Regions from separate parts of the Homo sapiens genome. Here region 1 is linked to region 2. A link is a loop called in an ENCODE intact Hi-C map of the cell type or tissue named here. Cell type or tissue: GM12878. All regions are shown on one strand.

Region 1 (2,500 bases), 160 kb after region 2:
AGCCCGCGGTGCTCAGCCGCAGCTCCATTCACTTGGCCGGCTCTGCGTTACTTTTTCACTCTGGTACCCGTGACATCTCCTTTTCTTGCCCAAGCGTGGCTACCGACAGAGACGCTTCTGGTAGGACTTCTACACGTTCCCTACACGTTTGAGCTAGGTGAAGTTCCACTGCAGCTCCAGCTGCCCCAGGGGCTCACCAGGAGACATATAACACATATGAGATCGAAGGCGTCACAGACACCCAAGTGGGCAGCAGAACACTGCGTGGGGTCAGGGTGTAGGGTGAGCCCACCCCTGGGTCAGGGGGCAGGGTGAGCGCCGCCCCTACTCTCCCACCAGTGGCTGCTCATTAGCCTCTGTCACCAAGAGTTCCGATACAAGGCCATTAAGACAAACACATGGCTGTGTGCAGTGGCTCTCGCCTGGAATCCCAGCATTTTGGGAGGCTGAGTCAGGTGAGTCACTCGAGGCCAGGAGTCAAGACAGCCTGGGCAACACAGTGAGACTCTGTCTCTACAAAAAATACAAAAATTAACTGGGCATGGTAGCATATGCCTGTAGTCTTAGCTACTCGGGAGGCTGAGGTGGGAGGATCGCTTGAGCCACTCCAGCCTGGGCGACAGAGGGAGACCCTGTCTCAACAAAAAACAAAACAAAACAAAAAACACAGGCAAGGCAACTGGCTATAGATTACAAAACAAATATAAGCAAACTTTACATGCTTCACAAACATTTCATCTACACAAGGGTTCTTAAGCCGGTATCCATGAGTAATCAGTAACAGATGAGCCCTTGAAAGTTATGGGCAAAATAACTTTTTATTTTCTGAGGAGATGACCCTTCAACAAATTCTCAAAGGCTCTATGACCCAAAAAAGGTAAACAACCACTCTGCTGACAGCTTCAGGGAGACAAGGATGAGCTCAACAAAACATCGAGTGTGGGCGGCAAGCCACCCAGGTGCCGAGGCAAGAGACCGAGGGCACGAGCTGTTCCAGTGTAACAAAATATATAAAACAACAAGAGTTATGCTAGATCTAGATCATAGATATGATTATATATGAATATCATTAATCATCAGTTTGTAGCAATTACTCTTTATTCCAATATTATAATAATCCTTGCTCTACAATCATAACCTAGGAAAAACCAGGCCATACAGAGATAGGAGCTGAGGGGACATAGTGAGAAGTGACCAGAAGACAAGAATGTGAGCCTTCTGTCATGCCCGGACAGGGCCACCAGAGGGCTCCTTGGTCTAGCGGTGATGCCAGCGTCTGGGAAGATGCCCCTTGCCAAGCGGACCTTGGTCTAGCGGTAGTGTCAGTGTCAAGGAAAAACACCCGCTACTTAGCAGACCGGGAAAGGGAGTCTCCCTTTCCCCGGAGAGTTTAGAGAAGACTCTACGCCTCCAACTCTTGTGGAGGGCCTGACATCAGTCAGGCCCGCCCGCAGTTATCCGGAGGCCTGACTGTCTCCCTGTGATGCTGTGCTTCAGCGGTCACACTCCTGGTCTGCTCTCATGTTCCATCCCGTACACCTGGCTCCGCCCTCTAGATAGCAGTAGCAAAATTAGTGAAAGTATTAAAGTCTTTGATCTTTCTGAAAAGAACATAGAAGAAATAATGACATAAGCTGTCCTCTCTCTCTCCGCCTCGGCTACGTAACAGGGAAGGGCCCCATGTCTGGTGGACACATGACACACATGACCTTATCAATCATTGGAGATGACTCACACTCTTTACCCTGCCCCTTTTGCTTTGTATCCAATAAATAACAGCGCAGCCAGGCATTCGGGGCCACTACCGGTCTCTGCGTCTTGGTGGTAGTGGTTCCCCGGGCCCGCTGTCTTTTCTTTTATCTCTTTGTCTTGCGTCTTTATTTTTACAATCTCTCATCTCCGCACACGAGGAGAAAAACCCACCGACCCTGTGGGGCTGGTCCCTACAATAGAGTACAGAAGACTCAGCACATACTCCCACAATATGCTAATTCACTAACGATTATTAGCACGGGACTCGACACCGAGATTCTAATCCTGTGTGATGGAAGACAGTTTATCTGTAGATGAACATCAAATACTGGTCACAGGCAGGGTATCTCCGAAAATGGAAGGAGAGCGATAAGAAGGCATGGTGCTGAGTTGCTCACACACATGCTTTTGACCCAGGAGGTGCTCACGGTAACTACAGTTCAAGCACAAGGCCAGCAGGGCACGCGCCATGGAGCCCCATGCAGTCTGGACACTGACGTGGCTACTTCTAGGCTGTGGGACCCTGAACAAGGACACGTCCTCTCCAAGCTTCTTCTGAAAAGGGGAAGCCCTAGGTCCTGCGTAGAGCTGTGGTAGAGAGAAGTGAAATCACCCTGAGAAAGCACAGAAGGGCCCATACGTGGTAAGTTCTTACACTGTTGTTACCAGGAAAGCAGAAACAAACATGCGGCACCATTGCTCCCTGGAGGTGTTAACTCTGTTATCTGGGAAATGGTTAGGTTTACAA
Region 2 (2,500 bases):
CACTTCTGTGGCCGGACATGTGTGTCTCCAGGGACACCAGCTGAGTGTCCTATAATTCCGTTCAGCCTCTACACCATCTACCCGGCGATGGTGTCCGGCCCCACGAGGGGAAGCTGTCCCACAAGCCACCCGCACTGCAGGTCCCGATCACAGGTCTGGCCCACCCGGATGCTCCTTTCTGACTGGCTGCAAAGTGGGGTTCCCATGATCCCCTCCTTGGGTTCGATTAATTTGCCAGGACGGCTCGCAGAACTCAGGGAAGTGCTTATGTACATTTACCCGTTTATTCTAAAGGATATTATAAAAGATGCAGATGAGAAAGCAGCTTTTATCTGAGGAATGTGGGTCCCTTTAAGTTATCAGCCCAGAGAGGCCCTGGAATAAGAGCGGCCGCCCTCCCTGCCTTAGAGACCGACCGACACCAAGTAGCAATAAATGAGCCTGACATGCCCCACGCCAGGCCGTCACTCAGACCCCAGAGTTCAACAGCCGTTGACTGGTGAGTCAATGGCGGCCCTGTAGACAGAGGAGACTCCTGACAAACAGCTGAGCTAATCACCAGTCAACAGCCACCCTGTAGACAGAGGGGACTCCTGACAAACAGCTGAGCTAATCACCAGTCAACGGCCGCCCTGTAGACAGTGGGGACTCCTGACAAACAGCTGGTGTGGGTCACACCTCGTCTTTTTTTTTTTTTTCTGTCTGTAGGTTTATTGTCTTGATCTGAAAAATCCTCATAGGTAATTGTTCGGTTGAGCTCTCAGCAGCTCCTGAGCTCCAAGGAAGCTTGCCTTCTTTGAGCTACCCGAACTTTCTTCTGAGCAAAGGCCATTTTGGGACGGTTTTGCCTCTTCTTTCGAACTTCTTTCTTGGGCTTCTTCTCATAGCCTGGATTCTCTTGTAGAGCAGCATGAGCTTTCTTATCTCTCTCCCCCACTGTGGGCGGCAAGCCAGCCAGGTGCCGAGGCAAGAGACGGAGGGCACGAGCTGATCCAGTGTAACAAAATATATAAAACAACAAGAGTTATGCTAGATCTAGATCATAGATATGATTATATATGAATATCATTCATCATCAGTTTGTAGCAATTACTCTTTATTCCAATATTATAATAATCCTCGCTCTACAATCATAACGTAGGAAAAACCAGGCCATACAGAGATAGGAGCTGAAGGGACATGGTGAGTGACAAGTGACTACAAGGCAAGTGCGTGAGCCTTCTGTCATGCCCGGACAGGGCCACCAGAGGGCTCCTTGGTCTAGCGGTGATGCCAGCATCTGGGAAGACACCCGTCGCCGAGCAGACTGTGGTCTAGCGGAAGCGTCAGTGCAGCGGTCACGCTCCTGGTCCGCTCTCATGTTCCATCCCGTACACCTGGCTCCGCCCTCTAGATAGCAGTAGCAAAATTAGTGAAAGTATTAAAGTCTTTGATCTTTCTGAAAAGAACATAGAAGAAATAATGACATAAGCTGTCCTCTCACTCCCCGCCTCGGCTACCTAACAGGGAAGGGCCCCATGTCTGGTGGACACGTGACTCACATGACCTTATCAATCACTGGAGATGACTCACACTCTTTACCCTGCCCCTTTTGCTTTGTATCCAATAAATAACAGCGCAGCCAGGCATTTGGGGCCACTACCGGTCTCTGCGTCTTGGTGGTAGTGGTCCCCCGGGCCCGCTGTCTTTTCTTTTATCTCTTTGTCTCGTGTCTTTATTTCTACAATCTCTCGTCTCCGCACACGGGGAGAAAAACCCACCGACCCTGTGGGGCTGGTCCCTACACCCCACCATGTCTGGAGTTACGCTGTTCTTTATGTATTGAGAGAACTGTTTCTTGTAAGCATCTTCATCTTCTTGCATTAAGTAGCACATGTAATCTGCAACATTCTGGCCCATGATGCCCTTCCGTGTACTTCTGCATTAAATTCCTTGTTTTCAGAATCATAACCAGGAAATTGTTTGGTACTGTGAGGGATAGACCAGCCTCCATCCACAGCTCCATTCAGGGCGCCAAAAGCTTTATTGCCAGTGGTAGTTCTGGCAAGGCCTGCATCCATATAGCAGGTGAAGGCACCTGGCCGACCAGCAATGCTTTCCACATTCTATTCATCACCAGTCACCTCCACTTCGCCTTCTTAGATCTTGTCCAGGCCAGACCTATTGAGAAACCTGCAGGCCAGCAGCAGCCAGGACAATACGCTGTGGCATAATTTATCAGGCCGACCTTCACACTGTATTTTGGCAGGTCATGTGCATACGCTGTGCAGACTATCATACCCCCTCTATCTGGGCATAAGCGATCTGACAAATGATATCTCTGTTTGTTACACCAACTATCATCCTGTATTTGGGTGTGTTGTATTTGTTTTTATACTGAATCGCCAAGCGTTTCCGAGCATAGCAATCAGTTTTACCCTCTCATCATCTTCTAAATTTCACTTGGTATCTCTTAAAGTCGGCCTTATCCTGCACAACTTTAACAAACCCCATCCTGCGG

What was found. Hi-C counts contacts between places; a loop is a spot of excess contacts. Peaks named below come from ENCODE experiments on the same cell type or tissue, not always from the same donor. Only the 100,000 strongest peaks of a DNase experiment are listed, where the experiment ranks them.
Region 1: it touches region 2 in a loop (18-fold over the local background); 20 of 110 quality-filtered maps call a loop at or near these places.

What each region holds. Positions count from the first base shown.
Region 1 is chr10:133,303,651-133,306,150 of GRCh38, forward strand. All of the region lies in intron 1 of TUBGCP2 (tubulin gamma complex component 2), which reads right to left. Among named protein-coding and RNA genes, the nearest start is that of TUBGCP2, 4.0 kb to the right of the region's middle. In GM12878, a CTCF peak has its summit at 1,247 (motif pointing right); a DNase peak (open chromatin) is centred at 2,354; H3K27ac peaks cover 486 bases.
Region 2 is chr10:133,142,812-133,145,311 of GRCh38, forward strand. It overlaps the pseudogene RPL5P28. Among named protein-coding and RNA genes, the nearest start is that of KNDC1, 16 kb to the right of the region's middle. In GM12878, a CTCF peak has its summit at 1,240 (motif pointing right); no DNase peak of the experiment used is centred here.